3 separate regions of the Homo sapiens genome follow, and all the other regions are linked to region 1. A link is a loop called in an ENCODE intact Hi-C map of the cell type or tissue named here. Cell type or tissue: Caco-2. All regions are shown on one strand.

The links. Peaks named below come from ENCODE experiments on the same cell type or tissue, not always from the same donor. Only the 100,000 strongest peaks of a DNase experiment are listed, where the experiment ranks them.
Region 2: a loop joins it to region 1, with 6 times the contacts of the local background. A loop is called at or near these places in 21 of 110 quality-filtered maps.
Region 3: a loop joins it to region 1, with 4 times the contacts of the local background. A loop is called at or near these places in 18 of 110 quality-filtered maps.

What each region holds. Positions count from the first base shown.
Region 1 is chr20:36,047,274-36,055,273 of GRCh38, reverse strand. It overlaps NORAD (non-coding RNA activated by DNA damage), which reads left to right and starts at 4,314. Exons shown (of 1, transcript NR_027451.1): 1 at 4,314-8,000. RefSeq lists enhancers at 892-1,071, 4,066-4,637, 4,118-5,317 and a silencer at 4,369-4,578. In Caco-2, no CTCF peak of the experiment used is centred here; DNase peaks (open chromatin) are centred at 3,687, 4,243 and 4,643; H3K4me3 peaks cover 2,872 bases.
Region 2 is chr20:36,134,431-36,142,430 of GRCh38, reverse strand. It overlaps a transcript of EPB41L1 not described here. Among named protein-coding and RNA genes, the nearest start is that of EPB41L1, 16 kb to the left of the region's middle. RefSeq lists an enhancer at 3,506-3,555. In Caco-2, a CTCF peak has its summit at 3,591 (motif pointing right); a DNase peak (open chromatin) is centred at 3,630.
Region 3 is chr20:35,992,035-36,000,034 of GRCh38, reverse strand. CNBD2 (cyclic nucleotide binding domain containing 2) reads right to left here. Exons shown (of 12, transcript NM_001365709.1): 8 at 4,883-4,997. Among named protein-coding and RNA genes, the nearest start is that of CNBD2, 27 kb to the right of the region's middle. In Caco-2, CTCF peaks have their summits at 4,859 (motif pointing left) and 7,114 (motif pointing left); DNase peaks (open chromatin) are centred at 4,854 and 7,144.

The DNA of each region.
Region 1 (8,000 bases):
CAGGTCAAAGGGCAGGTCATGGAAGGCAGTGGTCGTGGAAATAAGTTTGATTTTGTTCTAAGTGTGATGAAAAGCCACTGAAGGCTTAAACAGGAGAGTTATAAGATCTGATTTTTGATTAAAAGTTCATTCTGGCTTCTGTAGGGAGAACGGATTAGAAAGGGAGAGCAGTAGAAACCAGAACAACAACAATTAAGGGGCTATTAGAGTCATCCAAATGAAAGACGTTGCTAGCTTGGATTTGGATACAGATCAGCACTGTCAATGGGACTTCCTGGGATGGTGGGAACATTCTCCACCTGTGCTCATATGGTAGCCACTGGCTCCTAGTTCCCTGTGACTCTTGAGCACTTGGAATGAGGGTGGTGTGGCTGAAGAACTGAATTTTTAATTTCATGTCATTCTAATGAATTACAATTTAAATAGGCACACGTAGCTAGTGGCTACTATAATGGACAGCACAGGGAATTGGCTGTATTTGAAATATATTTAGGAGGCAGATAGGACTGGGGATGGTTGCCGTGTGGGAAGTGAGAGAATGGGGAATCAAGGGAGATCGAGAATTACTTGGTGTATTAGTCCATTTTCACGCTGCTGATAAAGACATACCCGAGTCTGGGAAGAAAAAGAGGTTTAATCGGACTTACATTTCCACATGGCTGGGGAGGTCTCAGAATCATGGCAGGAGGTGAAAGGCACTTCTTACACAGCAGCAGCAAGAGAAAATGAGAAAGATGCAAAAGCGGAAACCCCTGATAAAACCATCAGATCTCATGAGACTTATTCACTACCATGAGAACAGTATGAGGGAACCACCCCATGACTCAAATTATCTCCCACTGGGTCCCTCCCATAACGTGTGGGAATTATAGGAGTACAATTCAAGATGAGATTTGGATGGAGACACAGCCAAACCATATTACTTGGGAAACAGGTGGATGATACTGCCATTTACTGATAGGGAAGAGCAGGCTCTGGGGAGATACCAAGAGTTTTGTTTTGCACAAGAGGAGTTTCAGATACTGTTGGAACATTCAAGTAGAGCTATCAGGTAGAAAGCAGAATGTATGCTGAGCACAGTGGCTCATGCCTGTAATCTCAGCACTTTGGGAGGCCGAGGTGGGCGGATCATGAGGTCAAGAGTTCCAGACCAGCCTGGCCAACATGGTGAAATCCCATCCCTACTAAGAATACAAAAATTAAAGGGATGTGGTGGCACGTGCCTGTAATCCCAGTTACTCAGGAGGCTGAGTCAGGAGAATCGCTTGAACCTGGGAGGCGAGGGTTGCAGGGAGCCGAGATCACACCACTTCACTCCAGCCCAGACACAGCAAGACTGCGTCTCGGAAAAAAAATAATAAAAGAAAAAGAAAAAGAAAGCAGGATGTATACATGTTTTTCATCATCCTCATCTTTAGGTTCCAGGAATACCCACATGTTTGGCTGCTTAGGCGGTGGGAAGCTCAGAAAGGGGACCAGGAGCCTCTCCTACTCCTTGTCTTGGCTAATGTATCAACTACCAAACTACCCATTAGCGCTAGTGTTTGAAACTTGTATAATCCATGGCTCTTCCTTCCCCTCCTCCCTCTTCTCTCAGGTATTCAGCCCACTGGCTTCTTCTCTTGAAATGCTAGAAACACTCACTTCACCGGTTTTCTACTTCTGTGCAACTCTCCTGGCTCAGGGCCTTGTCATCTCATTGTGGACTAGAGCCCCTGGACTTCTCGCCACCTCTCCTGTCCACCTTCCACCAGCAAGGCCTTTCTGACTGCAGGATTTTCCTCCTGGGAATCATGTCTGAGTCTGCATCAAGAGTCTTAATCCTTTGATCTTTCTTTACATTTCCAGAATTGTATCCAAAGGAACTCAGGGCCAGTGGTGGTAGCTCATGCTTGTACTCCCAGCACTTTGGGAAGCCGAGGCAGGTGGATCACCTGAGGTCAGGAGTTTGAAACCAGCCTGGCCAACACAGTGAAATCTCATCTATACTAAAAATACAAAAATTAGCTGGGCATGGTGGCACACGTTTGTAGTCCCAGCTACTTGGGAGGCTGAAGCAGGAGAATCATTTGAACTCAGGAGTTGGAGGTTGCAGTGGGCCGAGATGGCACCACTGCACTCCAGCCTGGATGACAGAGCGAGACCCTGTCTCAAACATAAATAAATAAATAAATAATTTTAAAAATAATAAAAATGCAGGCCAGGTGCGGTGGCTCACACCTGTAATCCCAGCACTTTGGGAGGCGAAGGTGGGTGGATCACCTGAGGTCACAAGTTCGAGACCAGCCTGACCAACAGGGTAAAACCCCGTCTCTACTAAAAATACAAAAAATTAGCCTGGCCTGGTGGCGAGTGCCTGTAATCCCAGCTACTTGGGAGGCTGAGGCAGGAGAATCACTTGAACCCAGGAGGTGGAGGTTGCAGTGAGTCAAGATCGCACCATTTCACTACAGCCTGGGCAACAGAGCAAGACTCTGCCTCAAAAAAAAAAAATAAAAATACAAATACAAACAAAGGAACTCAGAGGCTGGGGGCGGTGGCTCACGCCTGTAATCCCAGCACTTTGGGAGGCCAAGGCAGGTGGATCACGAGGTCAGAAGTTCGAGACCAGCCTGGCCAACATGGTGAAACCCCCGTCTCTACTCAAAAATACAAAAATTAGCTGGGCGCGGTGGCGGGCGCCTATAATCCCAGCTACTCGTGAGGCTGAGGTAGGAGAATCACTTCAACCTGGGAGGTGGAGGTTGTAGTGAGCCAAGATCGCGCCACTGCACTCTAGACTAGGTGACAGCGCAAGACTCCATCTAAAACAAAAAACAAAAAAACCCAAAGGAATTCAGAAGTCTACACAAAATGTGAAAATTCACGAGGAAGTTCATCACAGCATTAATTCTAAAAGCTGGAAGTGTCATTTCCAACCTTATCTTAATTGACACATCAGCAGCATTTGACACTGTTGATAAATTCCCCTTGAAACACTTTCCTCATTTACTTCCAGGACACCACACTCTCCTGGTTGTTCTCCTACCACCCTGGTCGCTTCTCAGTCTCCTTTGCTGGTTCCTTCTCATTCCCTGACCTGTAAACGTTACCCAGGGATCAGACCTCAGACCTTGTCCCTCTCTTGGTTCTCTCATGCAGCCTCAAGGTTTTAAAGACATCTATATGCTGACGACTCCCAAAGATTCATCTCCAGTTCAAACCTTTCCCTGAATGCCAGACTCATAAATCCATCTGTCTGCTTGACATTTCCACTTGAATGTCAAACAGACATCTCAAACTTAACATGCCTAAAACTCAGCTCCTGGTGTTCTCCCCAAAGCTTGCTCCTCCCATGGTTTCTTCCATCTCACTTAAGGCGGCTGCCTTTTCATTTGCTCAGGCCAAAAAGTGTGGAGTCATCTTTCAGTTCTCGCTCTCCCACTTCACATCTGGTCCGTCAGCAAATCTTATAGACTTGAGCTTATGTCAACCCCTGAATTCAACCACTTTTTGCCCCCTTTGCTGTCGTCGCCCTGGCATAAGTCCCTATCATAGCTCACCTGCTTGATTGCAACAGTCAGTTATCAGGTCTCCCTGCTTCTGCCCCTGCCTCCACTTCAGCTCTCCCGCACTGCAGTTCAACTCCCTCCCATGGTCCCATTTCTCTCCTCTCTTCCCCAGCCTCTTTGCTGTTCCTGGAACAGGCCTGGCCCACATGCTTCGGCTTTGTGGCCTGTGCATAAGCTGTTCCCCTACAGACATCTCCAAGCATGGCTCATCCCCTCGCCTCCTTCGGGTCTCTGCTCCAGAGTCACCTGGCCGTACTATAAAGCATTCCGCACCTGCACTTCATATTCCTCTTTCCTTTTTATGTTTCCAAAGCACTTTCGCTATCTACCCTTTTATGCATTTTAAGGATCTTGTTTATTGTTGTTTCCCTTACTAGAATGTAAATTTTAGGAGAGCAGAAATTTTCCTGTGTTTTTTTCTTTACTGCTGCACTCCCCCGTGCTTAGAGGCACATAGGTGCTCGGTAAACAGGTGGTAAATGAGTCAATAAATGAAATATTGGAGTCTTCTTATCCAGCACCGGAGGAGTAAGGAGATAGAGAAGCAACGTTTGCTCAGGGAATTCTGAGGCCAGTAGCAATTTCCGTTGCGAAGAGCAAGCGGGGTGGAGGGGGCCCTAACCCCACGTGACCACACCCCATTCCCCATTCCCCACCCCCACGCCGGAACATTGCAGACCCGGAACCACGGCTCGCGGGCCCCCAGCGCAAGGGCACTTCCGGTACCGCTCCTCTCTTGCCAGCGCAGAGAACTGCCAAGTCAGTTCCGGTCCGGCAGAGATCGCGGAGAGACGCAGAACGCAGCCCGCTCCTCCAGGGCCCTCCAGGCCCTCCGGCCCCGGGCCGGCGGGTGAACTGGGGGGCCCCGGGACAGGCCGAGCCCTCTGCCCTGCAGATAACGGAGGCCTCTGCTGTGGCTGCCCACTGGCTGTGCCCGCCCACTGGCTGTGCCCAGACCTTGAAGCCGCAGCGAACCTCTCTTTCCCACCCCACCTCGGTGACTAATGGCGGCCGTGGCGTCTCCCAGCCCGGACCCCGCCGGCACCCGGGTCTCCCGACCCAAGCCTCGACGAAACCCCCGCAGAGCCGCCGGGACGCAGCGCCTTTGGGCGGCGCTGGGCGTGGTGGGCCGGGAAGTATGGCGGCAGCTCGAACGCCGCGCGGCGGAGGCCATTAAGGCGTGGACGGCCCGGGAAGGCGGCCTAGGGACGCAAGCAGGCTCGGCCGCCTCTTTAGGCCACGGAGCCGCGCAGATCCGGTTCCCGGGTGACCACTCTGTCGCCATTGGGCGAGACCTACCTAGTCCTGACGACAACGGACAAAGGCCTTAAGGGGCCTGGAAGGTGAGCGAAGTCCCGAACGACGACGGGTGGAACGGTTAGCGGCCATCGGGCGGTTGGTCTTCATTCTACCAGACTTTGCTGTCGGAAGAGAGAAATGGTAGAATGACAGGCCACGTTTGGCCCGTTGGAAATGCCCACCACCCTCTGGGAAGATTTACTGGCCGTTTATGGAAGGCCTGTGTATATAATATGAAAAAGCTGCTCTCAACTCCACCCCAACCTTTTAATAGAAAACATTTGTCACATCTAGCCCTTCTAGATGGAAAGAGGTTGCCGACGTATGATAAAATAGAGTTAGAAAGTTACACATCTTGTAAATTCTCATTTGTTTAAAAGAAATCATAGAAAATACATGTCTTCTGGAGATGACTTTTGGAAATGGAGTTGTTAAGACGGCCTCTGGAAGCGATACGTCCACGTTTGTTAAGTGGGTTAGATGACATGGAGCTGGAAGACCTGAGAAGGAAGAGAAGAAGGTTCTATGCTAGACTGGTCATATTTAGAAGACATTTTCATATTCTATCCATTGTTTTGTGTGCATTTTATTCCTCACTACTGTGTATATAGTTGACAATGCTAAGCTTTTTTGAAATGTCTCTTCTTTTTAGATGTTCTGAAGTGCCTGATATGTTAAAATTAGAGGTAGCAAAATCACATTTTGTAAATACCTTTTTGTTACAATTCATAGGAAATATTTTTGGGGGGGAATGGCCAAATCACCTGTTGAGTAATACTCATTGTGTTTGTGCAGTGGTTCAGGGGAGGAGAGAGGAGGGGGAGGTGCAGAGAGCTCTATGCCATCCTGTTTACAGCGAGGCAAGATGAATCATTATGTCTGTGCATTTTGTTTTACTTATCTGTGTATATAGTGTACATAAAGGACAGACGAGTCCTAATTGACAACATCTAGTCTTTCTGGATGTTAAAGAGGTTGCCAGTGTATGACAAAAGTAGAGTTAGTAAACTAATATATTTTGTACATTTTGTTTTACAAGTCCTAGGAAAGATTGTCTTCTGAAAATTTGATGTCTTCTGGGTTGATGGAGATGGGAAGGGTTCTAGGCCAGAATGTTCACATTTGGAAGACTCTTTCAAATTATAACTGTTGTTACATGTTTGCAGTTTATTCAAGACTGCTGTATACATAGTAGACAAATTAACTCCTTACTTGAAACATCTAGTCTATCTAGATGTTTAGAAGTGCCCGATGTATGTTAAATGTATAGGTAGTAAAATACCACTTTGTAAATATCTTTTTGCTAAAATTCATAGGAAATGCTTTTGGAAATTGAATTGTGAAGCCACCTTTGTGAACAGTATAGTAATGTCTATACTTGTTCAATAGTTTAGAGGAGGTAGGAGGGAAGAAATTGCAAAAGGTAATATTACTAGTGTGTTCATACTTGGACATTTTCAGACACCATTTTTCTATATGTTTTGTGCATTTTGTTTTGCTCTGTATATAGTATATATAATGGACAAATAGTCCTAATTTTTCAACATCTAGTCTCTAGATGTTAAAGAGGTTGCCAGTGTATGACAAAGGAGTAAAATTAGCATATTTTGTACACTTTGTGTTGAAATTCGTAGGAAAACTTGTCTTCTGTAAAGACTTTTGCATAGGAATTTGTTTGACCATCTCTAAGCATTACACGTGCCTGTACTTGTCCACTGGATTGAAGGCAGAGAAGGAAGGGAGGAGGGAATGATTCAAGGCCAAAATGGCCACATTTAGAAGATACCTCAGATGATAACCATTGTTATGTGTGTGCAATTTTATTTAACAGTGCTGTGTATGTGGTGGACAAGTTATATGAAATATCTAGTCTTTCTAGATATTTGGAAGTGCTTGATGTATTTAAAAGTGGTAGTAGAATAACACTTTGTAAATAGCTTTTAAAAACTGATGGGAAATGCTGTTTGGAAGTGGAATTGTTGAACCACCTGGGAGGTGGGAGGGAAGAAATTGCAAATGGTGTTTTGCCATTGTTTATTAGAAAATTTCAGCTTAATCCATTGTGTATATGTTACATGCATTTCATTTAACTTTGCTATACTGTATATATTGTATATATAACGGACAAATTAGTCCCGATTTTATAATATCTAGTCTCTAGATATTAAAGAGGTTGCCAATGTATGACAGAAGTAGAGTTAGTAAACTAACACATTTTGTACACTTTGTTAAAATTTGTAGAAAGGCTGTCTTCTGAAAAGGACTTTTGGAAGTGAGATAACATCAGCTCTAAGTGACACGTGCCTATATCCATCAGGTTGGTGGTGGAGAGGAGTTGGAAGGAATGAAGGGTTCTAGACCAGAATGTTCGTATTTAGAAGACACTATCAGATATAACCATTGTTACATGTGTGTAGTTTATTCAACCCTACTGTGTATATAGCGGACAAACTTAAGTCCTTATTTGAAACATCTAGTCTTTCTAGATGTTTAGAAGTGCACAAAGTATGTTAAAAGTAGAGGTAGTAAATAACACATTTTGTAGCTATCCTTTTGATATGAAATATTGTCTTGGAAATTGATCAATTCTCTGAGCAGTACCCATTTTGATATTTGTGCTGGTTCAGGGGGAAGGAGGAGCACAAAGTGCAAAGGGCTTTCTACCAGTGTCCAGTGTGTTTATGAGGAGGCACATTGACCATTGTCCCTTATGTCTGCATTTTCATTTACTGTGCTGTGTATATAGTGTATATAAGCGGACATAGGAGTCCTAATTTACGTCTAGTCGATGTTAAAAAGGTTGCCAGTATATGACAAAAGTAGAATTAGTAAACTACTACATTGAGTACACTTTGTGTTAAAATTCATAGGGAAGACTTCTTAAAAACAAGTGAAATTGTTAAAACCCCCCCTAAGCATTACAGATGGCTTATAGCTGTCCACGGGGTTGGTAGAGGTGGGAAAGGGAAGGGTTCTAGGCCAGAATGTTCCTATTTAGAAGACACTCAAATTACAGTCTGTGTTATGTATGTATACCATTTATTCAATGCTACTGTGTATATAATGGAAAACTTAAGTCCAGTTTGAAACATCTAGTCTTTCTAGGTGTTTAAAAGTGTACAACGGCCTGTCGCAGTGGCGCATGCCTGT
Region 2 (8,000 bases), 87 kb before region 1:
GATCCTTAGGGAACAATGAATGACACAAAGATGTGGCTATAAGAACATTTGTCTAAGCACTGTATACAGGAGTAAAGTAGAGCATTGGAGTTAATATATATGTCCAATAATAGTGGCTACGTTATAAAAATAGTGATACATACATATGCTGAAATACTACGCAGCCACACAAAATAATGTTGTGGATCTATATGTGGCTATATAATCATGTTCTTAACACAATACAGGTAAAAAAGCAGAGACAAAATGGTACGTAACAAATGATCCAATTTCTACAAAATACGTTTTTTGTTCTTTTTTCTTTTCTTTTTTTTTTTTTTTGAGATGGAGTTTTTGCTCTATTGCCCAGGCTGAAGTGCAGTGGCATGATCTCGGCTCACTGCAACCTCCGCCTCCTGGGTTCAAGCAATTCTCCCACCTCAGCCTCCCGAGTAATTGGGATTACAGGTGCCCCGCCACCACGCCTGGTTAATTTTTGTATTTTTAGAAGAGACAGGGTTTCACCATGTTGGCCAGGCTGGTCTCGAACTCCTGACCTCAAGTGATCTGTCCACGTCAGCCTCCCAAAGTGCTGGGATTATAGGCGTGAGCCACCGTGCCTGGCCCCAATTTCTATAAAATATGTATGTATGTGTACATGCCTAGAAAAAAGCAAACAGGAAATATTTTAAAACATGTTACCAGACGTTGTTTTATGATAGTGGAATTATTTCTTTTGTGTACATTTGGGTCTTGTTTTGTTGCTTACTTTCTGGTATATATGTGTAAACATATTTATATAAGAAAGGTCTGTTACCTTCACCTCTCTCAAAGCTTCTGGCCTGAACCATTGAAGGTCCCTCCTAGAATCTCACTAGAGCCCCCACCTTTCAGCAACCACAGCCCCCCTTGGGCTGCCTCTCTGGCTTTGAACTTTGCTGCCCTCTTCAGTTGTTCCCTGGAGTTTCACTAATGGGGCCCATCTAGCCAATTCCCACAGTCTCCTGACACAGGCCCTCACAGCGGAAGTACCCTCCAGGGCTCCCTATTCATGCATAGAAACCTAACAGAGTCCCATTCCCTCATCTGACAGTAAAAGAAAAAAAAAATAATAAAGATGACAGTCGTAGTGAACCTTCACATTTCTACTTTGTCTTCCTTTTTACAGAGCACTTTATTATACATGTTTCACTTAGCCCTCCCATTGGTGAGAAAACTGAGGGCCAGCAAGTACAGCAGCACAACACTTGCCAAAGGTCATAGAGTGAATCAGGATTCACATGCAGGTCTGATATTGACAGATAAGGAGGTAAATGGAAGAAATGAACACGTAATCCTGAGCCCACAGTCTATGAAAGGGGCCATATTCTACAAAGACCCTCCTCCTGCCCCCAGCGCCTTCTCCCAGCTGCTGTCCCTTGCCCAGAATCCCACAAAACCCCATCTGGGGCCACATGCCCTACATCTACTCATCAGCCCATCATTCCCTCCCAGCTTTGGAAACAGGCTCTTGCTGCCTCCTCGGAAATCTTAGCAACGAGACATCCTGCAGCACCACCCTCTCCACCTGTGGGCTCTTCCATCTTGGGCCTGTCTCATTAGGGGAGGGGGTGGCTAGTCGGGCTCTCTCATGGGGGTGGGGGCTGTGACACCCACACACGGCAGGGGCAGGGGAAGAGAGGAGATGAAATCAGCCTGGATGGCCCTCACTCTGGGCCTCCTCTTGCACTATTCATTTCTTGGGCTTCTGATTATCTGCTGACTGGGACAAAAAAAGAAGCCAAATCCTAGGGCATGAATTCTAGTCCATTCCAATTTTATTTTTGCATTTCTGAAATACACGGATTCTTCCAACCAGAATATTAATATTCAAAATAGCAATAATAAAAGTATTAGCAACAAAACAGCTACTTTATTCAGTGCTTACAACCACCCTTGAGAAGTCATATCCCCACTTTACAGATGAGAAAACTGAGACTCAGCTTGCCTGAAGATACCTAGCTAATAAATGGAAAAACAATTGTGTCTGACATCCAAGTGTATACTTTGACTACCATGTCTCTTAGAAAGCACTTAATCCTGGTTGGGTGCGGTGGCTCATGCCTGTAATCCCAGCACTTTGGGAGGCCAAGGTGGTTGGATCACTTGAGGCCAGGAGTTCAAGACCAGCACGGCCAACATGGCGAAACCTCATCCCTACTAAAAAAAAAAAAAAAAAAACATACAAAAAGTAGCCAGGTGTGGTGGCGCGCACCTGTAGTCCCTGCTACTCAGGAGGCTGAGGCACAAGAATCACTTGAATCTGGGAAGCAGAGGTTGCAGTGAGCAGAGATTGCGCTTCTGCACTCCAGCCTGGGTGACAGAGCGAGACTCTGTCTCAAAAACAAACAAACAAACAACAACAACAAAAAAAAACCACCTAGGCCGGGCACGGTGGCTCATGCCTGCAATCCCAGCACTTTGGGAGGCCAAGGTGGGCGGATCACCTGAGGTCGGGAGTTCGAGACCAGCTGACCAACATGGAGAAACTCCATCTCTACTAAAAATACAAAATTAGCCAGGCATGGTGGCACATGCCTGTAATCTCAGCTACTCAGGAGGTTGAGGCAAGAGAATCGCTTGAACCCAGGAGGCAGAGGTTGCGGTGAGCCCAGATCGTACCATTGCACTCCAGCCTGGGCAACAAGAGTGAAACTCCGTCTTAAAAAAAATAAATAAATAATAATAAGAAGAAAGCACTTAATCCTATCCCTTTACTGCACAGATGGGGAAACTGAGACCCAGAGAGGGGAAGGGCTTTGTAATCAGTCAGCATCTATTTATTTACTGAGCAACAACTAGGTCTGAAGCGCTGAGCTAGTGCTGTGAATGAGGAAAAATTTAAACTTCTGTGTTATTGGATAGACAAGCTGTGACTCTATGTATTAATCATTGCTAAACCTAGGCAATGGGTTCACAGAAGTGCATTACACTATACTCTTTATTTTTATGTATGTTTGAAATTTTGCATAACAAAAAAATTTTTTTTAAAGGATGACAGAAAGATAACTGACTATCATGCAAACCGTAAGTCTGGCTTGAACTTATAAAACTCGAAACAAATTTAGGAATATTTTTGCTCTGATAGTTTTGAAAATCAGAAAAAGGCAATTGTACTGGAATCTACTTCATAGCCTTTCTTTTCCCACCTTTCTGTAAAATTTTCTGCCTCTGTTGTTGCTAGGAAATCAGTGAGCCAAGAGAATCCTCGTTGGCCTAGCCGGGCCGTCTCCCTTCCCACACTGCCTCTCTGGGGGTACAGCGTCCCTGTACCCAGGAAGCTGGCCCTCTTGGGCCGGCTTTCTGTGGATCCACAAGGCAATCACCACAAGAGGCTGAATAAGAGCCTGTCAGTCACTGGGAGACAGGCAGCTATAAATCCAGAGGACCATGATTAGAAAGCAAATTACAGGCCTCCCGCTCTAAGTTTCCAACTCACAAAACTTCTTGGCAGTCAAAGGGCCTTTACTTAAGTTGTTCAAAGTTTCCAGAGAGAGTGAACACACACAAGGCAAGAGAGAAAAAAAAAATGGGACACAACAGAGGCAGAAAATTCTATAGACAGGTGGAGAGAGAGGCCACTGGGAGGCAGCATGTCACAATAGTTAAAAGCAAGGCTTTGGCGGCAGGTCAAAGCTCCAGTGCATGTTCCAAAGCTTCCTAGCTGTGAGACTTTGAGCAAATAACTTAACCTCTCTGAGTCTTTATTTTCTCAGCTACAAACTGGGGATAATTCTTCCTACTACTCAGAGTGGACGCAGGGATTGAGTGAGGCAATATATGTCAAATCATTAACCCAGTTCCTGGCACATATTAAGCATGCAATAAATAGTGGCTTTAAAAAATGTGCTGGCTGGATGTGGTGGCTCATGCCTGTGATCCCAGCACTTTGGGAGGCTGAGGCGGGCAGATCACCTGAGGCTGGGAGTCGAGACCAGCCTGGCCAACATGGTGAAACCCTGTCTCTACTAAAAATGCAAAAATTAGCGGGCGGGGTGGAGAAGCTGTAATCCCAGCTACTCGGGAGGCTGAGGCAGGAGAACTGCTTGAACCTGGGAGGCAGAGGCTGCAGTGAGCCTGAGATCGTGCCACTGCACTCCAGCCTGGCTGACAGAGCGAGACTCTTGTCTCAAAAAAAAAAAAAAAAAAAGTGCTAACCATACAACCCAGCAATTCCACTTCTGAGGCTATATCCAAAATAATTGAAAGCAAGGTGTCAAAGAGATCTCTGTACAGCCAAGGCCATAGCAGCATTATTCACATAGCCAAGAGGTGGAAGCAACAAGTGTCCATCGACAGATGAGTGGATAAACAAAATGTTGTACATATATACAATGGAATATTATTCAGCTTTAGAAAGGAAGGGAATTCTGATACATATGACAACATGGGTGAACTTGAGGACATTATACTAAGTAACAAAAGCCAGTCACAAAAAGACAAACACTGTATGATTCCACTTATCTGAGGTATCTAGTCCAATTTGCAGTTACAGAAAGGAGAATGGCAGCTGCCACAGGTTGGGGGAGGAGGAAATGGGAGTTATTGTTTAATGGATATAGTTTCACTTTTTTCATATTAAAAAATTTGGCTGGGCATGGTGGCTCATGCCTGCAATCCCAGCACTTTGGGAGGCCGAGGCGGGCAGATCACCTGAGGTCAGGAGTTTGTGACCAGCCTGGCCAAGATGGAGAAAACTCATCTTTACTAAAAATACAAAATCAGACGGGCACGGTGGTGCATGCCTGTAATCCCAGCTACTCAGGAGGCTGAGGCAGAAGAATCGCTTGAACCCAGGAGGCGGAGATTGCCGTGAGCCAAGATCGCGCCATTGCACTCCAGCCTGGGCAACAAAAGCGGAACTCAGTCTCAAAACATAAAAAAAGTATTCAGGCTGGGTGCGGTGACTCATGCCTATAATCTCAGCACTATGGGAGGCTGAGGCAGGAGGATAACTTGAACCCAGGAGTTTGAGACCAGCCTGGGCAACATAGTGAGACCCAATCTGTATCCAAAAAAAATTTTTTTTAATTAGCTGCCCCAGCGCAGTGGCTCATGCCTATAGTCCCAGCACTTTGGGAGGCTGAGGCATACGGATTACTTGAGGTCAGGAGTTTGAGACCAGCCTGGGCAACATGATGAAACCCTGTCTCTACAAAAAATAAAAAATTAGCCAGGTGTGATAGTGCATATGCCTGTAGTCCCAGCTACTTGGGAGGCTGAGGGGCGAATATCCCTTGAGCCCAGGAGGCAGAGGTTGCAGTGAACCGAGATTGAGCCACTGCACTCTAGCCTGGGCAACAGAGTGAAACCCTGTCTCAAAAAAAAAAAAAAAAGGAAAGGAAAGAAAAGGAAAAAAAGAAAAACTTAGCCAGGCATGGTGGCATGCATGTGTAGTCCCAGCTACTTGGGAGGATGAGATGGGAGGACCATTTGAGCCTGGGAGGTTGGGGCTGCAGTGATCGTGCCACTGCACTTCAGTCTAGGCAACAGAACAATACTCTGCCGTGGAAAAGTAAATTTTAAAAAATTAAAAAATTCAGGCTCACACCTGTAATCCCGTTACTTTGGGAGGCCAGGGCAGGAGGATTACTTGAAGCCAAGAGTTCAAGACCAGCCTGGGCAACAAAAGAAGAACCCCATTTTTACAAAAAAAAAAATTAGTCAGGTACCACGGTATGCACCTGTAGCCCCAGCTACTCAGGAGGCTGAGGCAGGTGGACTGCTGAAGTTCAGGAGTTCAAGGATGGAGTGAGCTATGATTGCACCTGTGTACTCAGGCCTAGGCAACAGAGCGAGACACCATCTCTAAAAAAAAAAAAAGAAAGAAAAAAGATTTAAAAGTTCTGAAGATGGTGGTAGTGATGGTGTTACACAATATGAACCTACCCAACACTACTGAAGTGTACACTTACTTAAAAATGGTTAAGATGGACCAGGCATGGTGACTCACACCTATAATCTCAGCACTGTGGGAGGCTGAGGCAGTTGGATCACTTGAGGCCAGGAGTTCCAGATCAGCCTGGGCAACACGGTGAAACCCTGTTTCTCCAAAAAAAAAAAAAAAAAAAAAACTTAGCCGGGCACAGTTGCATGTGCCTGTAGTCCCAGCTACTCAGGAGGCTGAGGCGGGAGGATCGCTTGAGCTTGGGAGGCAGAGGTTGCAGTGAGCCAAGGGCATGCCACTGCACTCCAGCCTGGGCAACAGAGAGAGACCCTCCCTCAAAAAACAAGTGGTCAGGGTGGTAAATTTTAGGTTCTGTATATTTTACCACAATTTTGAAAATTTTTTTGTAAGTTCTAGCAAGAAAACCAAACAAGAAAGTAAAAGGCCATGAGATGATGCCAAAGAAATAGGGGGAACTGAAAAAGTGAGACCACAGTAATAGGAAGGTTAATGATCCAAAGACGAAACACTCACCTCATATGCACGCCCTTCCTAAGCTGTCAAGTATAAAGGGAGGAAATTTTCTGGAGGGATTTATATTTCCAGGGTGTTCAGGACCCTACCTGCTACCCTCAATTCTGCCCCTACCGAGGGGTTGTCCTGATAATCACTGAACAGGCCTGTGGGAGAACCTACCTCACCCCTTCCCCTTTCCAGAATCCTCAAGGAAACAGTAAAGGATCGAAGTCTAGATGTGAAGGAAGTCTATCTTTACAACAACAGGCAGAGACAGCAACTTTCAGGCAGAAGAGCAGCTTGTGCAAAGGCCTAAGCTAAGAGCTATGCGTGGGAGACCTCCAGGGTGGCCAGAGCCTCAGATATGTAGAGGGAAGCAGGAAGGAGGCAGGGGCAAGAGGTGAAAGCCCACAGGCTAGACACTTGCACTTCCCATCATCTCAGTGACCTTTAAATCAATCCCAACTGGCAGGTATTAATATACCCATTTTATGGAGAGAGAAACGGAAATCCAGACAGATAAAGTAACTTGCCCAAGGAAACACAGATGGTGAGCAGAGGGGGGATTCCAAACCCGCTGACTCCTGACCTCATGCTTATTGCTTCGGCCCATGTGGTATCAGTCCCTAAGGCCAAGACCGTGGGCTCTGGAGGCAGAATCCCAAATCCCCCTCTATCCCTCACTGATTGTGTGATCTGAAGGAAAGTACTTAACCTTTTGAGTCTCAGTTTCTTCAACTGTACAATGGGAATGACCATATACATACCTCATATGGTTTTAAGAGAAGTAAACGTAATATTTCAAGGAAAGTGGGTTGCAGGCCGTGATAATAGACAATACAAAGTAGGCTGGGTGCAGTGGCTCACGCCTGTAATCCCAGCACTTTGGGAGGCCGAGGTGGTCGGGTCACTTGAGGCCAGGAGTTTGAGACCATCCTGACCAACATGCAAAACCCTGTCTCTACTAAAAATACAAAAGTTAGCCAGATGTGGTCGCATGCACCTGTAATCCCAGCTACTCGGGAGGCTGAGGCAGGATAATCACTTGAACCCAGGAGGTGGAGGTTGCATGCAGTGGGCCGTGATCAAGCCACTGCACTCTAGCCTGGGCAACAGAGTGGGACCCTGGTTCAAAAAAAAAAAAAAAAAAAAAAAAAGACAGAGAAAACACAAAATAGTGTTCTTATTTATTATGCTTAGGCACCCTCACAGACTCCCACAGACAGACGTGCAGCCATTGCTTCTGCCTACCTGAGACCAATGCAGCCTTTGGAGCAAGGTAGATGACAGACCTGGACCCCTGAGGAGCTAATAGCCCAGGCTGGGCAGTAACCTTGCAGGAACAGCCTGGAAACTACCTCCTCCACTCTTTATTCTCAACTCCATGGCCTGGGTAAGTTGTTCTGCAAATGTTCAGTGGGACACAGTCCAAGCAATCTCTATTCTCGTGGGAATAAATGTAATAGAAAAAACTAGGGCTGCCAACTCACCCACCCTTTGGTCTCCACCATGAGCTGGTCTCCTGCCCCACAGTACCTTCTGGGACCAGATGGCCTAGAATGTCAAACCATCAATACCA
Region 3 (8,000 bases), 55 kb after region 1:
TAACATAAGAGTCTTTTCTTATTATTTTTTAAATATACAAAAAAGATACTTGTTTAAGCTGGGTATGGTGGCTGATGCCTGTAATCCCAGCACTTTGGGAGGCTGAGGCAGGTGGATTTCCTGAGGTCAGGAGTTCAAGACCAGCCTGGCCAACATAGTGAAACCCTGTCTCTACTAAAAATACACAAAATTAGCTGGGCATGGTGGCAGGCACCTATAATCCCAGCTACTAGGGAGGCTGAGGCAGAAGAATCACTTGAACCCAGGAGGTGGAGGTTGCAGTGAGCCGAGATCGTGCCATTGCACTCCAGCCTGGGCAACAGGAGCAAAACTCCGTCTCAAAAAAAAAAAAAAAGAAGATACTTGTTTAAAGCAAAAGTAATAACCATGTATGGTAAGGTTTTTAATATACATTAAAGTATAATATATCACAATAGCATAATATCTAGGAGGAGAAAATGGAAATATATCATTGTAAGATTCTGATTCTATACATGAAGTGGTATAATATCACTTAAAGGTAGACTGTGATAAGTTAAAAGTATATACAATGATCATAAAGCAACTGTGAAAATAATACCACAAACAGCTAATAAGCCAACAAAGAAAATAAGATTGAATTATACAAAATACATAATCCAAAAGGCAGGGAAAAACAGAAGAAAAAGGGAATAGATGTGACAAATAGAAAGAAAAATAGCAAGATGGTAGAGTCAAATCCAACCATAATCAATATTAACATTAAATGTCAATGATTAGGCATCTCAATAAAAATTGGGTCTTTCAGCAAGATCCAATTATATGCTGCCTTTAAGAAATTCACTTTTACATATAAAGACACAAATAGGTTAAACACAAAAGGATGGAAAAAGATATACCAAACTAATACTAATCAAGAGGAAGCTACACTAAATCAAAAGAAGTGGCTGAATTTACATCAGAAAAAGTAGGTTTTAGAGCAAAGAATATTACCAGGGACAAATAAGTTCATTTCATAATAATTAAGAGTTCAATCCCAAACATCTATGCATATAATAAAAGAGCTTCAAAATATATGAGGCAAAACAGACAGAAATACAAGGAGAAAAATATATCTATAATTATGGCTGGAGATTTTAACAACTCTATTAAGAATTTTTTTTTTTTTTTTTTTTTTTTTTGAGAGACACAGTCTTGCTCTGTCGCTCGGACTGGAGTGCAGTGGCGTGATCTTGGCTTACTGCAACCTCTGCCTCCCGGGTTCAAGCAATTCTCCTGCCTCAGCTTCCCAAGTAGCTGGGACTACAGGCATGCGCCACCATGCCCAGCTAATTTTTGTATTATTTTGGTAGAGACAGGGTTTCACTATATGTTGGCCAGGCTGGTCTCGAACTCCTGACCTCAGGTGATCTGCCCGCCTTGGCCTCCCAAAGTGCTGGGATTACACGCGTGAACCACCACGCCAGCCTCTATTAACAATTGATAGAGCAAGTAGACAGAAAGTTATAAGGGTACAGATGACTTGACCAATACTATCAACCAACTTCACCTACTTAACATTCATAGAACACTGCACCCCAAAACAGCAAGTTTTTTTCAAATGCAAATGAAACATTTACCAAGACAGACTATATTCTGGACCATAAAACAAGTTTTAATACATTTCAGAGGATTCAAATCATATAAAGTATGTTATCTTAGAATTCAATAACAGAGGCCAGGCGTGGTGGCTCACGCCTATAATCCCAGCACTTTGGGAGGCCGAGGCAGGCAGATCACCAGAGGTCAGGAGTTCAAGCCCAGCCTGGCCAACATGCTGAAACCCCATCTCTACTAAAATACAAAAATTAGCTGGGTTTGGTGGTGCATGCCTGTAATCCCAGCTACTCGGGAGGCTGAGGCAGGAGAATTGCTCGAACCTGGGGGGTGGAGGATGAAGTGAGCTGAGATTGTACCACTGCACTCCAGCCTGGGTGACAGAGCGAGACTCCCTCTCAAAAAAAAAAAAAAAAAAAGAAAAAGAAAAAAGAAATCAGTAACAGAAAGATAGGTGGATAATCCCCCAAATGCTTGGAAACTAAACACTCTTCTAAATATTCCATGGGTCAAAGAAGAAATCAAAAGAGAAATTTAAAGGTATTTTGAACTGAATAACATTGAAAATACAACATATCAAAATTTGTGGGATGCAACTTTTTCTCTGGTGGATTGACAGTGGAAAAGTGACAAACAAGAATTGACATGAGAAGAAACATTTACTGAGTACTTATAAGGCCTCATGCATACATCATCTCACTCTGCCTTCCTAGCAGCCTGTTGTGGTAATGATAACAAACATCTGCCATCTGCCTATGCAGCCAGGTAGTGTTCTAAGAGTTTTTATATATTAATTTGCTTAATGTCATTACAATCCTACGAGGTACGGACCATTATTTACATTTTACAGACTCTGAGGGCACTGGTGCACTTAGACATAGGGCCCACTTGCCCAGTATCACATCACTAATAAGAGAAGGACCCTGTATTCAAACAGAAGCAGTGGACTCCAAGCCTATGCTGCTAACCATGACACTACCCAAGGTAGATATGAAGAAACCAGGCCCAGAGACTTTGAGTACTCACCAAAGCTACCCAGCTAATAAATGGGACTCAAACCCAGCTCTGTTCAGCTCCAACCTCTCCTTTTTCCGCCCTTCTCCTCGCCACCCTGTGTTGGCCTCAGTTCTAATCTCAGGAGGACTGCTATATCTATAAGGCAATCCTTGGGGAGGAGGCCCCAGGATACACAGATTACAATCTCAAGGGAAGTGGGGGGAAGCATGCCAGTACTGAGCAGGAGGTAAGAGATAAGACATCTGAGCCACTGCAAATATCTGTTGAGGGCTGGGGTCCTTGACCCAAGTGGGTGACACAAAAAGATCTGCAGAGGATGGAAGGGGAAAAAAATAAATAAAAATGCCATTACAGAGCTGTGAATGGAAACAATACTACCCTAGAATCAGCAAGCCTGGTTATCACCCTGGCCAGTTCTAGAGGCTGCTACTTGACAACGTCTATGTCCAACAACAGGAAATGGAGAATGAAGAAGGCTGGAGATATTTATGAAGAGAAGAAAGTCTGGGCTTTGGAACCAGTTGTGCCTGGGTTAGAATCCCAACTCTACAGTCCTACATTGCTACTTATTTGCCCTATGAGCCAGTTTCCTCATGTGTCAGATGGTACAATCGTACCTTCTTAAAGAGTTATTAGGCCAGGTGCGGTGGCTCATGCCTGTAATCCCAACACTCTGGGAGGCCGAGGCAGTCGGATCACTTAAGGTCAGGAGTTCGAGACCAGCCTGGCCAACACAGTGAAATCCCATCTGTACTAAAAAAACAAAAATTGGCCGGGCATGGTGGCATGTGCCCGTAATCCCAGCTGCTCGGGATGCTGAGGCAGGAGAATTGCCTGAACCTGGGAGGCAGAGGTTGCAGTGAGCTGAGACTGCACCACTGCACTCCAGCCTGGGCAACAGAGTGAGACTCTGTCTCCAAAAAAAAAAAAAAAACAAAAAGAGAGCTATTATGAGAATTATGCAATATGTATAAACAGTCAAGCCCAATATAATAAACATACAATTAGAATTCAATAAATGATCACTGTTATTCATACTTGTTACTGAGTTGGGATAAGGCTGTGGAGAGTGCGCATACATTCACAGCCTAGGATGTGTCCAAACCACACACAGCAGCCAAAATATGTTTATCCATTAACTCTGTAATTCACTTCTGAGCACCTGCTAGATGCCAGGCATAATACGAAGCCCTGGGAATGCAAAGCCTTCATAGAGCTTATATTCTAGCAAGGGAAACAGATGTTTAATAAGCATTTCAGACTCAGTTGTATGATTTCAGTGGGGTTATATAACACAGAAGAGTACTTGAATGGTACTTGAAGGGTACTAGAATGGCATATAGCAGAGGATGGAAGATCTGGTCCAGCATGAGAAACCAGGAAGACTTCTTCAAGGAAGAATGTGTAGTCTAAGATCTCAAAGACAGAAGTGCTCCCTCTCCATGTGATGCCCTTTGCTGCCCCGGGACTCTGAAGAGTCCCCACCAGCAAGAAGTCCTTCACCAGATGCAGCCCCTCGACCTCAGATTCCCTAGCCTCCAGAACTATAAGAAATAAATTTCTTTTCTTTATAAGTTACCCAGTCTCAGATATTCAGTTATAGAAATAGAAAACTGACTAAGATACCATATGACCCAGAAATTCCACTCCTAGGCATATAGGTAATACCCAAGAGAACTGAAAAATATGTTCACACAAAAACTTGCATACAAATGTTCATAGCAACATTATTCAAAACAGCCAAAAAGTGAAAACAATCCAAATGTTCACCAACTGATAAGTGGACAAAAAAAATGTGGTATATGCATACATTAGAATATTATTCAGCCATAAAACAGAATGAAGAAATGATATCTGCTACAACATAAATAGACCTTGAAAACATGGTGCTCAGTGAAGGAAGTCAGATGCAAAAAGCCAAATAATGTATGATGCTATTTATATGAAAAGTCCATCACAGGCAAATCCAGAGACAGAATGAACAAATAAATAAATAAATTTTAAAAAGCAGAAGAGAGCTGGGTGAAAAAAAGGGTGGGGGATATGTGAGGCAAGGAGTTGATGGTCACGTGGGAGAACCTAAACAGCAAAAGGGAAAAGGCTCAATAAAAAAAAAAGGCTGGAAAGGAGGGCAGGGCCTTGCAGACTGGGTTTCCACCGCTGGTAGAAGGGTGCAGATGATATACGCTGTCAGGCTGGCTGACTAGATTTCTAAGGCTCTATGTGCTGGGAACTGGAAACAGGACAGGCCCAGGCGCCCCCTGCTGTCAGACAGGCCAAGGCAGCTTACCACTCAGGTGGGTCTTCAGAGGTCTGCCATCTATCAGCTCCAGGTGCTGCCAGATCCATCTACGGTAGGAAGGGGAGGCCCCAAGGTCCAACAGCCGCAGGACTTCACAGCTGCCCTGAACACAGCAAGGGACATAGGAAAAGGGTTAACCCCTAAGGCTCCAGGTAGGCCAGGCTTTGAAGAAAATCTCTCTTAATTGCATCTTATCCCATTTTGTTTTATTTGCTTAATGCAAGTGGTTTCAGGTTCTTTTTTCTTTTTTTTGAGATGGAGTCTCACTTTGTCACCCACGCTGGAGAGCAATGGGGCAATCTCGGCTCACTGCAACCTCTGCCTCCTGAGTTCAAGCGATTCTCCTGCCTCAGCCTCCTGAGTAGCTGGGATTATAGACATGTGCCACCATGCCCGGCTAATTTTTGTATTTTTAGTAGAGACGGGGTTTCACCATGTTGGCCAGGCTGGTCTCGAACTCCTGACCTCAAGCAATCTGCCTGCCTCGACCTCCCAAAGTGCTGGGATTACAGGTGTGAGCCACCACGCCCAGCCTGGTGCTTTTTTTTTTTCTTTTTTTTTTTTTAAATGAAAATGTTATTTACTCACCATACGAAGTTCAAGTAACTGAAGAAGCATAAGAACTAAATATAAGCCAGGCACGGTGGCTCACGGACTGTAATCCCAGCACTTTGGGAGGCTGATGTGGGAAGATCACTTGAGCCCAGGAGTTCAAGACCAGCCTGGCCAACATGGCAACACAAAATTATTTTGTCTCTACTAAAAATACAAAAATTAAGCCGGCCTTGTGGCTCACGCCTGTAATCCTAGCACTTTGGGAGGCTGAGGCAGGCAGATCACCTGAGGTCGGGAGTTCGAGACCAGCCTGACCAATATGGATAAACCCCGTCCCTACTAAAAATACAAAATTAGCCGGGTGTGGTGGCACATGCCTGTAATCCCAGCTATTCGGGAGGCTGAGGCAGGAGAATCGCTTGAACCCAGGAGGCAGAGGTTGCAGTGAGCCAAGATCGCATCATTGCACTGCAGCCTGGGCAACAAGAGCAAAACTCTGGCTCAAACAAAACAAAACAAACAAACAAAAAAAAACAAAATTAGCCGGGCATGGTGGCGCATGCCTGTAATCCCAGCTACTCAGGAGGCTGAGGCAGGAGAATCGAATCACTTGAACCCAGGAGGCGGAGGTTGCCATGAGCCAAGATCATGCCATTGCACTCCAGCCTGGGCAAGAAGAGTGAAATTCTGTCTCCAAAAAAAAAAAAAAAAAAAAAAAGATTAGCTGAATTAGCTGGGCATGGTGGTGCATGCCTGTAGTTCCAGCTACAGGAGTTCTTTGTACTGTTCTTATAATTTTTTTATAAATTTAAAATTATTCCAAAATTGAAAGTTTAAAAATATTCAAACCAGACATAAAAACATAGAGATAAAAACTACATTAATCCTGACACTCAGAAATAACTAGTAGTAACATATTAGTGAATATTATTTCAAACTTTTCTCTATGAACATATAAGATGTATATCTACAATTTTTCATCAACGAATTCATTTACATAAAACAGACTCTTGTAACTTTTTAAGAAACTCAATAATATATCAAATACCTCTTTTCATGCCAAACAATATGGTTCTATAGTATCATGTTTAATGGTCACATATTATTCTATGCACACCATAATTTATAAAATTAAAAATAACAAATATTCAGTTGAGCAAAAGAAGTCAGAAACAAGGAATACACACTGTATGATTCCATTTATATGAAGTTCAAAAACATGCAAAAGTAACCTGTGGTGACATAAGTCTTAAGAGTATTAAGCTTTGTGGGGGGATTTTGTCTAGGAAGGAGCACAGGAGAGCCTTCTGGAGTAGTGGAAATGTTTTTTATCTTGATTTGGGTAATGATCACTCAGGTGTATACATATATAAAAATTTATGAAGCTGTAAAGTTTAGATTTGAAATCTTTACTGCATACTTTTTTTTTTCTTTTTTTTGAGCTATAGGGGAACTGCAGGTGCCAGAGAAACAACATGAGCCCGGTTTCCTCAAGTATTTAGTAGGTCTTTAATTGCATCTATGGAGAGAACAGTTCCACTATGTGTCCCCCAGTGATAAACTGTTAGAAATGAGTTGAAAGTGTGCATTAAGTTTTCGATGCCATCAGGAAATCTTCTCTAGCTTTCTGAGGTCCCAGGGGTGTCCAGCCACCCGCAGCTGATTTTGCCCTCTAGTGGTAATATGAGTAAACTACAGGAGTCGGGACAGCTTGATCTCCCTCCCAGAGATGAACACTCAAAAAACGCTGGCCAGGCAGGAAAAAAAAAGAGAGAAAAGAGCAGTCCTTTAGAGGGGGCTGGTGCTTTTCATTTCCAACCAGGGTCGGGGGGTGGGGGAGGGGGTGCTGTACCAAAATATGGCTTGTTGTTGCCTGATCCTCTGAATTCTCAAAAGCCAGAAATCAGAATTTTTATATAAAATCTTCACATTGATGATTAAATCAGATTTTAATAAAACACTGTAAGGAACAAACCAGATTCATCTTCTGGCCAAGAGCTCCCTACCTTGCTGTCCTTTAGTGACTTCCGCATTATTTTTCTCAGAATGAAGGCTCAGCACCCCTGCATTAGAATCCCCTACAGCACTTGCTCAAATGCAGATTCCAGAGTTAATGAATCAATCTCTGGGGTGAGACAGCAAATCTGCCTTTTTAAAAAGCACCCTATGTGTTTGTATGCTTACCAAAGTTTGAGAATTCCTCCCTCAGGAAGCACCCTACATGTCTGGATGCTTACCAAAATTTGAAAATTCCTCCCTTAGGTCAGGGGTTCTCCTACATCAGTGTGCATTGGAATCGCCTGGAAGCCTTGTTAAAACACAGATCACTGAGCCCTTCCTCCTAGAGTTTTGGATTGAGTAGCTCTTGGGTGGGCCTGAGAATTTGCATTTTGAAATGAGTTCCCCGCCAGGCGCGGTGGTTCATGCCTGTAATCCCAGCACTTTGGGAGGCCGAGGAGGGTGGAACACCTGAGGTCAGGAGTTTGAGACCAGCCTGGCCAACATGGTGAAATCCCATCTCTACTAAAAATACAAAAATTAGCCAGGCCTG